2 separate regions of the Homo sapiens genome follow, and region 2 is linked to region 1. Evidence: chromatin contacts called from ENCODE POLR2A ChIA-PET data. All regions are on one chromosome and are shown on one strand. Each heading gives the region's core, a stretch centred on a gene start or an enhancer-like site at or near the end of the contact. The rest is flanking DNA. Distances are from core to core; before and after follow the strand shown. Region 1 has its middle 23 kb from the start of CCR7. Region 2 has its middle 5.6 kb from the start of GAST.

Region 1 (6,138 bases), core at 1,551-4,050:
TCTGAGTTGAGAGAGCTGTACGTACTTAGAGGTGGCCTCCTTCATCATAGAACCCCTCAGAATCCCAGGCCAGAAGACTGGAGAACAACAGGAAATAGGTGATCTCCAAGCTTCCCACGCTGGCTGTACCCAATAGCTGATGAGATTTATCTGAGGCACCACTATTGTTAAAAGGAATGTAGTGATCTGAGCCCCAGGTGCAGAACCCTAGCATAGCGATGGGAGCGATTACAGCACTCACCACCTCTGGGGAGAGTCTGCTCTGGCACCCCTTGCTTTAGGGCCCAGGTGAGGCTGAGACAAGCAAGTGTGGCTACGTAGGGTAGCATGGGAGAGGTGGAAATAGCTGGACTGGGCTTTTCCCCTCTGGAGGACCAGTATCTCCTATCAAAACTTAACAGTATGGATGCCCCAGCCACTCTCTGCCAGCCAATTGACAAACAGCCAGCAGCTAATTCACACTAAAATGTTAATAGCAATAAAGGAATCAATGGTATTCACACCCTGGGGGTGTTGATAGCTGTTAATGGCTGTCAGGTTCTACACATGGCCTTCTCAGCAGCACCACTCTCCTCTCTGAAGCGCCTGTGGCTCAGCTGGAGAGCTGACTGCTGCAGAGTATAGAGGCCCACGTTTTGGCTCTAGTCTGTGGCTGGGAATCTAACCCAGGGGACACAAGCCAAAGTACAGGAGGCAGGCAGAACTGGAGTACAGGGTCACCTTGGTGACCACCGTCAGCTCCTAGAGCGCAGGTGAGCCAGTTGGCCTTATAAGCTTAGGTCAGATAAGATGAGACCAAGCGTGTGGCCCACCACCGCCCCTTGCTTCAAGAAAGGCAAGGTCTGGAAGGTGGAGGAGAGGTGGCATCTGGGGCAGAGTAGAGCATGGAGGTCCTCCGTGCACAGAGGAGCAAAGCTGTTGCCCCCTGCTCTTCTTCAACGTGGGCAGCTAGGACCTAAGCTCAGCACCACATCAACCTCATCTGACACGTGGCTGGAGGAACAGGGCAGTGGTGGCTGTGGTGGGTTGGCCACAGCCTCTCTTGGGCATGGCTGACCAGCTCTTTGGGCATAATGTAGCTCTTAGGAGGCCTAGGCCCAGGCTGAGCCCAGCGTGGGGGAGTAGGGAGTCTCAAACCTATTGGGCTAAAAATCAGCTGAGGGCATTGTTAAGATGCAGGTTCAGATTCCTTAGGTCTGGGGCCTGAGGCTCTGGTTTTTCACAAGCTCCTGGGTGGTGCTGAGGCTGCGGGTTCAGGTCATACTCTGAGCAGTGAGTGTGGATGCCTGGGAGTGAGAGGCTGAGCAAAACACTTTCCTGGCTGTGACCTTCGTGTCCCTTCCGGCTGTGACACTTTGTACATCGCCAAGACCACAAGTTGAGTGGGTGGTTGGGGCGCGGAGCTCCTGCACTCAGTTGCCCCACTGGCGGAGGAAGGTGGCTGCCCTTTGATGTGATGAAAAATAAGAACAGTCGCCAACCATTGAGAACTTACTCTGAGGACACCTCATCACTTGTATGTGGCAGAACATGGCCCTGAGATGTTTTTGAGGCTTGGAGGACCCTGAGTTATGAGAAAGTTTAGGGAGGGGAAGCACTGGTTTATTTGGGAATTATTCCCATCCCAGGTCTCTCTGGCTCTTTTGAGGGTCAAGGGTCTTATCAATCCCTTTCTCAGTGCCCAGCACAATGCCAAGAGTTCAGGGAGAAAGCAGATACCCCACAGAGACCTAGACAGGCCAGAGGCACTGTCCCTGGGCAGGGGAGGCAGGTCAGGCCGGCGGTGCTCACCCAGGGAGGCTCCAGGAACTCAACTCGGGCCTCTGATCAACCGCAGATAAACACTGAACTTTCTACCTGAGGAAGCTCCCTGGCAGGGCTGGGTTCCTGTCAAGGAGACAGAGAAAGTTTCCATTGAGTGGGGGTGTGTGCATGCGTGCGTGTGTGTGTGTGTGCATGTGTGCGAGTGTACGCGTGTGAATGCATGAGTGTGTGCGTGCATGTCTGTGTGCATGCATGTATGTGTGTGCATGTGTGTGTGTGTCTGTGTTTGTGTGTGTGTGCATGCGAACATGCACCGAGGTGCCCTATTATCTTTTCCTCTCTGCAGAAAATCAGGTCAGTGGTTTGACTGTTGTTGTTAACCGCAAGGTGGAGTGGGGAGGTGGCCTGAGATGCTGAGGCTGGGCTAGAGTATGAGGGCCAGGGTATGGGGCCACCAGGCTACAGGGCCCCCAGGAAGCAGTGGCAATGGATGCCAGTCTGGGGAGAGGGTGCTGCCTGCCATGTCCTGTTTCCCTCCTAGCATTACTCTCCCTTTCTTTAGGGCCTTGGCTGCCTGTCCTGGTAGCCGCTGTTGAATAACCCAGGGACTGTGGCTGAAGAGAGGCAGTCACTCTGCCTTGTGGCTCGGGACACGGTGGAGGGGTGGGAGGTGCGGGCAGGGCCCCCCCATGGGTAGTAGTAACAACAGCCAGGCTCTGGCAGTCGCACTTTCACACCGGAGTCCTCACCTCGCCCACAGTGCCCTGGAAGCATGAGAGCAGGTGTTATTGTTGAGGGCACTGAGAAAGAGAGAGAGAGGGGCCAAAGAGCTAGTTCAAAGGCATCCCGGTTCTCACTCTGGCCTCAGACTCCCCTTCTGGGGTCCTTGAGGGCCCCTAGGCCACCCCGAGGGGTTGGAGGAACACTTTGTCCATTCCCCGTGGCAGATGGAAGGACTCCGGAGCATGTCAGCTGCAGCCTGGGCCTCTGTTGGGTCCTCGGCTCTGGGTCTCTCACAGGCGGCCATCAAGGTGTTGGCTGGGGCCTTGGTCATCTCAAGGCTGGAGCAGGAAAGGACCTGCCTCCCCAGGCCCTAAGCTTGAATGGTGCTGGGGACAGGGGGCAGCACTCTTCTGGCACGGCAGCCCCTCCTCCGTCCTCTTGGCATCTTGTCCTTAAAGTTCATCGTTGCCTCGTCCGCTAACCTCCTCCCCCTCCTTTCCGCCTCCATCTCCCCAAGTCCTTCTCGCCTCTGCTTTTGCTTCCACGGCTGTTTCCTCACGGAGGCTCAGACAATAGAGGCTAATGATCCAACTGCTGAGAGCACACCCTCCTCTAGCAGCCAGAAATCATCTGTTACCCATCGCCCGCCCTCCCTGGGGCCCAGGCTTCCAGACTGAGACCTTTTCCTTCCCTCCCACTTCTTACTGGAAATGAGCCCCCGTCCTTCCACTCCCCCCTAACCCCCCAGGCCTCCCTTAGGGAGGTTCAAGGACTCGTCTCTGACTCCACCTATCTACTGGGTACCCCTCTGCAGGGGGGAGGCAGGGGCTGGTGCCCACGAACTCTGGAGGCCCTTCTGGGAGCACAGTCTTGCCATGACCTCTCTAGGTCAGCTCAGCTCCCTGTGCTGGACACAGACCCGGAGAACAGCTCAGCACGAGGTTACCAGGCTGACGTTGCACAGACTGTGCTGGAAATTACAGAGTGCCTTGGAGGGAAAAACAAACTGGGGTTTCAGTTCCCATGGAAACGACATCTATTTGCAGAGGTGCTTGCGTCAGAGCCCGGGACCCTGTGCTTGGCAGGGATGGGGTGGATGTTAAAAGGCAGGGTCATCTGTTGACTGTCTGGGACTCTTCCAGGACAGTGTCTGAAATGGGGCCCTTACCTTTAGCCATGACAAACAGCTCTTTCCACAGAGGGGCCTGTCTGCCTGGGCATGTCTCTGCAATGCTGGGGTTTTTGGGTAGATTTTAAACTTATGAGTCAAGGGTGTGGGAAGACCCCACATTCGCCATTCATGAGCATTTATTCCACGAGCATGTTTTGACCTATGATGTGCCAGGCACTGGGCTAGGCCAGCCAATCAGGAGTTGGTCTGGACCTGCTAAGTTTGGGGCCTAAAGTCTCCCTTCCTGGGAGGAGCTTTGGTCAGACAGGGGCAAAGTGGGGACCTGCCAGGGACCACGTGACGTGGGAGCACACAGGCTCAGCAATGCCAGTCCCCTCACTCTGTAACCAAAGCAAATGCCTTCTGTCCTCGTGTGTCACAGGGGAGTAATTCCTCATCTCACGGGGAAAGATGACCCCTAAACTAGCCACTGAGGTCCCCACAGCAGAGGCGATTATTCCAGCTATTGTTATGGAAGAGTGTCTATTGTTACCCTCTCTATCACTTTACACTTTACGAAGAGCTGTACATCCACTACCTCGTTTAATGTAACACTCCAGGGAGGTTTTAACAACATCACACCTGTTTTCAAACGGGGAAACTGCATCGAGGGAGGAGAAGGCACTTGTCAAGGTCACACGGATGATAAACGGTGAGACCAGTATGGGAATCTGAATGCCGGACCCCCTGCTTTGCCCCCTCCTCCCTGTCCTGGGGCACCTGGTGACCAGACCTCCCACCCTGGCAGGCCTCCAACCAGCCCGGCTGTTTCCCACGCCTGGGGAATGGGAACCAGCTGTGTGCTAGTGCGGTGGGGCATGGATTGTTCTGGATCTGGTCTCATGGAGACTGCACATCAGAAAGACCACAACCCTCAACTCTGCTGCTCACCCAAGTCACTTCACTCTTCCTTGACTCAGTTTCCCTCTCAGTAAGTTGACAGAAAGCCTGTGAGGGGATCTGAGTGACTTATGTCCTATAAGAAATCTGAAGAAATAGGCCGGGCGCAGTGGCTCACGCCTGTAATCTCAGCACCTTGGGAGGCTGAGGTGGGCGGATCATGAGGTCAGGAGTTTGACAGCAGCCTGGGCAACATGGTGAAACCCTGTATCTACTAAAAATACAAAAATTAGCTGGATGTGGTGGTGCGTGCCTGTAGTCCCAGCTACTTGGGAGGCTGAGGCAAGAGAATCACTTGAATCCGGGAGGCAGAGGTTGCAGTGAGCCGAGATCGCGCCACTGCACTCCAGCCTGGGTGACGGGGTGAGACTCCGTCTCAAACAGACAAACAAAAAAGAAATCTGATGAAATAGTTTCTTGTTGGTGGCCACTTGGACGACCTTTCCTCTCTCCTGTGGGTGACTGTAATTGGAATGGGGCACACTGGCATGCCCCTTAGGGCCCATTCGTTTTTCCCGAATCACTCTTTAAGAATCTGGTATCACCTAACAGAATGATGGGGTTTTCAGGGAAGGGACAGAGGCTGGGACAATTTTAAATAGGGATGCCTGTAATCCCAGCACTTTGGGAGGCCGAGGTGAGCGGATCACTAGAGGTCAGGAGTTCGAGACCAGCCTGGCTAACACAGTGAAACCCCGTCTCTACTAAAAATACAAAAAATTAGCTGGGCATATTGGCGGGCGCCTGTAGTCCCAGCTACTCGGGCGCCTGAGGCAGGAGAATGGCGTGAACCCGGGTGGCGGAGCTTGCAGTGAGCCGAGATCGTGCCACTGCACTCCAGCCTGGGCGACTGAGCGAGACTCTGTCAAAAAAAAGAAAAAAAAAAAAGCAAAGATTAGCTGGGCGTGATGGCGCATGCCTGTAATCCCAGCTACTCGGGAGGCTGAGGCAGGAGAGTCACTTGAACCTGGGAGGCAGAGGTTGCAGTGAGCCAGTGCACTCCAGCCTTAGCGACAGAGCAAGACTCTGTCTCTAAATAAATAAATAAATAAATAAATAAATAAATAAATTAGGAAGGTTAGGGTTGGGGGTGGAGAATACAGGTTGGGGGTAAAGAATAGAGGAGGAGGCCAGGCGCGGTGGCTCACACCTGTAATCCCAGCACTTTGGGAGGCCGAGGCGGGCAGATCATGAGGTCAGGAGATCGAGACCATCCTGGCTAACGCGGTGAAACCCTGTCTCTACTTAAAATACAAAAAATTAGCCGGGCATGGTGGTGGGTGCCTGTAGTCCCAGCTACTCAGGAGGCTGAGCCAGGATAATGGCATGAACCCTGGAGGCGGAGGTTGTGGTGAGCCGAGATCGCGCCATTGCCCAGCCTGGGCAACAAGAGTGAAACTCCGTCTCAAAAAAAAAAAAAAAAAAAAAAAAAAGAATAGAGGAGGAAGAAAAATTTCCAGGCCTTGGAGTCCTGCTTGGTTTGGGTAGGGGGTGGGGCAGGATGGGGCTGCAGGATCCTGAAGGTCCCTGAAGTGATGGTGGCCATGAGGCCATGAATTACATCCACCTCTGTGCTTGTA
Region 2 (5,981 bases), core at 294-2,793, 1.2 Mb after region 1:
ATGTATACTACAACATGAATGAATCACAAATGCATCATGCTAAGTAAAATAACCCATACACAAAAGGCCGTATATTGTATGATTCCAATTAAATGAAAGTCTCAGAATAGGCAAATTCTTGGAGACAGAAAGTAGATTTGTGGTTTCCAGGGAAAAGGGGGAATGAGGAATGACTGCAAATGGGTGTGGGGTGATGAAAGTGTTCTGAATTAGATAATGGTGATAGTTGCACAAATGTGTGAACTAAAAGCCACTGAAGCTGGGCTTGGTGGCTTGCATCTCCAGTCCTAGCTACTTGGGAGGCTTAGGTGGGAGGATCATTGAGCCCAGAAGTTAGAGAATAGCCTGTGCAACACAGCAAAAAACCTGTCTTTGGCTGGGCACAGTGGCTCAAGTCTGTAATCCCAGCACTTTGGGAGCCCAATGCAGGAGGATCACCTGAATTCAAGACCGGCCTAGGCAATATAAGAAGACCCCAGCCAGGCGCAGTGACTCACGCCAGTAATCCCAGCACTTTGGGAGGCCGAGGCGGGCAGATCACTTGAGGTCAGAAGTTCGAGACCAGCCTGACCAACACGGTGAAACCCCATCTCTACTAAAAATACAAAAAATTAGCCAGATGTGGTGATGGGCGCCTGTAATACCAGCTACTTGGGAGGCTGAGGCAGGAGAATCACTTGAACTCGGGAGGTGGAGGTTGCAGTGAGCTGAGTTCATACCACTGCACTCCAGCCTGGGTGACAGAAGAAGACTCCGTCTCAAAAAAAAAAGAAAAAGAAAAAGAACTTGTCTCAAAAAGAAAGTAAATAATATAAAAGCCACTGAAGTGTATACTTTCAAAGGGCAAAAGGTATGGTATATAAACAATATCTAAATAAATGGCTTTTTTTTTTTTTTTTGGAGACAGTCTCACTCTGTTGCCCAGGCTGGAGTGCAGTGGTCTGATCTCGGCTCACTGCAACCTCTACCCCCTGGATTCAGGCAATTCTCCTGCCTCATCCTCCTGAGTAGCTGGATTACAGGCATGCGCTACCACTCCCAGCTAATTTTTGTATTTTTATTGGAGACGGGGGTTTCACCATGTTGGCCATGCTGGTCTCGAACTCCTGTTCTCAAGTGATCTGCCTGCCTCAGCCTCCCAAAGTGCTGGGATTACAGACATGAGCCACTGCGCCTGGCTAAATGGCTTATTTAAAAAAAAAAAAAAAAAAAAAAAAAGAATTGCATCATTTCCAAAGCTGGCTGGGTGGGCACATTATGAGCAGGGGTGTTGCCCTTGCCACATGGCAGCATCTCTCTGGCTCGTGGACAGAAATGACCTCTGCCGTCTGCCAGGGATCATTTGGAATCAGGTGGGTTTATATATGCAGCAAAACTTCAGTAAAGCTTGAAGAAACGCACTGATCCTTCTACCTTCTCTGAAATAACGTTCTCAATAGCGAGGTCATAGGCATAACCAGCCATCCAAACCTCCCCCATGGCCCCTTGAGCCCACCATGTGTCACTCCAACCCACCCCACTCCTGGGCTCAATAGACAACAAAGAAAAGGGAAGAGAAAGAACAAAGACCCCCCTCGATCACCATTGTGTCCCCAGGGTCAGAACAGTGCCTGACACAAAGCAGGCACTTGGAAAATTTGTGTTGAGTAAACAGATGCATGGATGAATGAGTGAATGAAAGAGTGAAAGCACACGGTCTCTAAGCAGGCAGGAGGGTCTGGGATGATGGGCCCTGGTGGAGGGGCTGACACTGAATGGGGTGACAGAACCTCCAGCGATGGAGGAAAGGAGGAAAGGACGGAAGCGGGACTTAGGCAGCTGTGTTCACGGTGGGGAAAAGGGGGCTGACGTCAAATGACCTTGGGAATGAAAGAGAAATGATTCACCACAGTTGCCAGTAACAACCAAGCTGCAGAATATTAATTTGCAATTGAATCAACTGGTCACTTTCGGAAACTTCCTGTCGGTTTTTGCAGGGAGTGGCAGGAGCTGAGGAAGGGGTCGGGGTGGCCTGTCAGGGACCTGGGACCAGCCTGGCAGGTTCAGAAGCAGGACAGGGGCAGCAATCTATGTGCATCACACAGAACTGAGATGACAAACCCTGGGAGGGGTAGGCGGGCTGGGAGGAGCCAGACAGTGGAGGAGCTGGAGGTCACAGTGAAGACAGATTCAGCAGGAGCGAGGCTTCTGGAGAGGGTGGGATGGGAAGCTGTGGGCCGAGAAGAGGCAGCAGCACATGGAGTCCAAGACCCGGGGGTTCCCCAACTCAGCTCCCTCACCTCCTACCTGTTGGGCCGGGGATGAGCCATTCAGCCTGGAACACACCCGAATAAAGACTCCTCTCATCCTCTCACAGAGGGGCCTTTAGGATTATTTTTCCCAGTTAAAACCACTGTTAGGCCAGGCGTGGTGGCCCATGCCTATAAATCCCAGGGCTTTGGGAGGCCAGGAGGGAGGATCACTTGAGGCCAGGTGATCCAAATACAAAGCCTGGGCTGAGAACCACTGCTTCGAAGGCACAGGTGGGCATCAGAGGAGAAAAGGAGAGAGGAGGCTCAGGAGAGAAGCGGAAGCCAGAGTAAGGGTAGCCACTACTCTCTGTCCTTGACAGCCCAGCCTGGGCCCAGGGGTGGTGGGCAGCCTCTCCAGCCCAGTCTGCAAGCAGCTTGCAGGCTGCCCTCTTGGCCCTGCCATGTCACCACTCTCAGACAGCAGCTGAGGCCAGAACCCAAGAACCCACCTCCCCCTACCTAGCCCCCTACCCCAGGGGGGATCATGGATGCCCTCATTGATGCAAACACCTTCCAGGTGTCACTGTTTGTCCCCAGAACTACCACATCCTCCAAAGCCCTGGTTGCCTGGGCCAGAATGATTGAGTCGTCATCAAGCTCTTCCTTTTCTGCCATCAATAACCAATTAGGAAGCCAAGGCACTGCCTCCCTGACAACGGTTTGCAGCTCATCAATAGTGATCTGTTTCCCAAAGCCAGCCCTGGCAGGCAGGAGTGTGCCTGGGTCCACTGAGAAGCCTCTCCCTCCTCAGGGAACAGTCTCCTTCACAGGGGACCCTTGTTTTTCTGTTACTCTTTTTTTTTTTTTTTTTTTTTTTTTTTTTTTTTTTTTTTTGAGACAGAGTCTCACTCTGTCGCCAGGCTGGAGTGCAGTGGCACGATCCCAGCTCACTGCACCCTCTGCCTCCCAGGTTCAAGCAATTCTCCTGCCTCAGCCTCCCAAGTAGCTGGGACTACAGGCACACACCACCACGCCCGGCTTTTTTTTTTTTTTTGTATTTTAGTAGAGACAGGGTTTCACCATGTTGCCCAGGCTGGTCTTGAACTCCTGAGCTCAGGCAATCTGCCCACCTTGGCCTCCCAAAGTGCTAGGATTACAGGCGTGAGCCACCACACCCGGCCGTGTGTTACTCTTTTATGCCCCTAGAATCTAAACTCCACCAAAGCAATGAAAGGGTCTGTCCTGTCATAGTCACCTGTTTTTTTTTTTGAGACAAAGCTTCACTCTTGTTGCCCAGGCTGGCGTGCAATCGCACAATCTCAGCTCATTGCAACCTCTGCCTCCCATGTTCAAGCAATTCTTCCACCTCAGCCTCCCAAGTAGCCAGGATTACAGACGTGCACCACCATGCCCGGCTAATTTTGTATTTTTTAGTAGAGACAGAGTTTCATCATGTTGGTCAGGCTGGTCTTGAACTCCCAAACTTAAGTGATCCACCCACCTCAGCCTCCCAAAGTGCTGGGATTACAGGCGTGAGCCGCTGCACCCAGCGCTGTCATATTCACCTCTTATCCCCAAGTAGCCTCATCTGTACCCTAGCTCACAGCAGGTGCTCAGTAATTGGAATGAATTTGGAATATTCGGATGGTCAGAATAACTCAAAGAACAGCTCCCTTCTTTGTATTTGAAAATTTACATGGAAATTCATGCTGGGCCAGTTTTTACTAAACAGAAACCTTCACAAGGCTGTGATCCCTTGTATCCATTTTTGATTGCTACCATAATAAGTCACCACAATTTAGAAGCTTAAAACAACAGCAATTTATTCTCTCGCGGTTCTGTAGGTCAGAAGTCCTGGTACAGAGTGGCTCACGGGGTCCCCTGATTAGGATCTCCCAAGGCCACAATCAGGTCGGCAGGGCTGCATTTCTTTCTGGAGGCTCTAGGGATGAATCCACTTCCAAGCTCATCCAGGTTGTTGGCCAGATTTCATTCTTTGTAGTTGCGGGGCTGACATTCCTCTTTCCTGGCTGTCGGTGGAGAACCTCTCAGCTCCTCAAGGCCACTGCTTTCCTCGTCCTGTTGCCCTCCTGCCATCTTCAGACCAGCAATTGCTTGTGGAGTCCTCATAACTCCAGCTCTCCGACCTGACCTTCAGCCACATCTCTTCTGCCTCTAGCTGAAGAAAGTTAAGGGCTATGTGATTACACTGGGCCCAGTCAGATAATCCAGCATAAACTCCCTAATTTTTTTTTTCAGAGACAGGGGTCTCACTATGTTGCCCAGGCTGGTCTCAAACTCCTGGGCTTAAGTGATCCTCCTGCCTCAGCCTCCAGAGTAGCTGGGACTACAGGCATGCACCACTGCACTTGGCATAAGCTCTCTATTTTAAAGCCAGTAACCTTAATCACACCTGCAACGTCTCTTTTGTTATGTAATCACATATTCACAGGTTCCAAGGATTGGGGCAGGAACATCTTTGGGGACATGATTGTTCTGCCTGCCACATTCCTACTGGGAGGATAGAGACCTGAGTTTCAGACCCACCTCTCCTTTTTGGTGTGTGGACTCAGGATGGGGATTACTTCACCTGTCTAAGCCTTAGTTTCTACTTCTTTTTTTTTTTTTTTTTTTTTTTTGAGACAGCGTCTCACTCTGTCTCCCAAGTACAGTGGCACAATCATGGCTCACTGCAACCTCACCTCCCCGGCTCAAGCAATCCTCCCACCTCAGCCTCCCAAATAGCTGGGACCACAGCCACGCACCACCACACCCAGCTAATTTTTGTATTTTTTGTAGAGATGGGGTTTTGCCATGTTGCCCAGGCTGGTCTTCAACTGTTGGGCTCAAGTAATCTGCCGGCCTCGGCCTCCCCAGGTGCTGGGATTACAGGCGTAAGCCCCCGTACCCATCAGTTTCTTCTGAAGAAGGGGTTCACACTAGCACTTAGGTCCTAGGATCATGGTGAAGAGTGATTGCATTCATTCATGCTAAGAGCTTATCAGTTCCTGGTACACGGCATTGTTATCGTTGTGATGACAGGGGCAGGGCCCACACACCTGCACCCTCGAGGGGGACGGAGATGGGTCCCAAGGTCTGGGATCTGGTCTTCAATTTGGTAGGCCCAGAAATTGAATTTTCTGCTCACCCAGCTAGTCGGTGTTAGAGCCATGATTCAAACCCTGGCCTCACCAGTTCCAAAACCCCCTGTACACCAGGAGGTCCAGCTTCCATAGACTCTATCCCTGCTGCCTCTTTCAGTGGCAGTTGGGCTGAGGTCCCTCTGAGTCACAGCTGGCAGGAGGGAAACCCTTGGATTCACAGAGTGATATGCTTAGGGAATTACCCTCCTTTAAGCCTTGGGGAAGGAGAACTCCCCCAAGTGTATAAAGCGTGTGCACAGACCTTGTCACCTCTTCCCTTCACTGCAGCCCTATGAGGTACAAATGAATGATTCCTATTTCCAAATGTGGTTAATTGAGACCCAGAGAGGATGGGGGAGAAGACGCAAAATGGATTAAATACCTGCGATATTCTCTTTTGTTTGTCTGTTTGTTTGAGACAGTCTCACTGTGTCACCCAGGCTGGAGTGCAATGGCACAATCTTGGCTCACTCCAACCTCCACTTCCTGGGTTCAAGCAATTCTCGTGCCTCAGCCTCCCAAGTAGCTGGGATTACAGGCATGTGCCACCACGCCCAGCTAATTTTTGTATTTTTAGTAGAAACGGGGTTTCACCATGTTGTTCAGG

The links. ChIA-PET counts read pairs that join two places held with the same protein, here RNA polymerase II (POLR2A).
Region 2: POLR2A ChIA-PET joins it to region 1 with 32 read pairs in activated T-cell. The contact joins two enhancer-like sites. POLR2A ChIA-PET finds 5 or more read pairs at or near these places in 4 of 52 experiments (A673, B cell, WTC11 and 1 more).

What each region holds. Positions count from the first base shown.
Region 1 is chr17:40,539,316-40,545,453 of GRCh38, forward strand. No RefSeq gene overlaps it. Among named protein-coding and RNA genes, the nearest start is that of CCR7, 23 kb to the right of the region's middle. RefSeq lists enhancers at 3,233-3,362, 3,643-3,812. Within about 2 kb of position 2,801, at least 30 of the 41 ENCODE cell types and tissues checked have a DNase peak (open chromatin) inside an H3K27ac peak, as active enhancers do.
Region 2 is chr17:41,703,767-41,709,747 of GRCh38, forward strand. No RefSeq gene overlaps it. Among named protein-coding and RNA genes, the nearest start is that of GAST, 5.6 kb to the right of the region's middle. RefSeq lists enhancers at 1,286-2,078, 4,403-4,930. Within about 2 kb of position 1,544, at least 2 of the 41 ENCODE cell types and tissues checked have a DNase peak (open chromatin) inside an H3K27ac peak, as active enhancers do.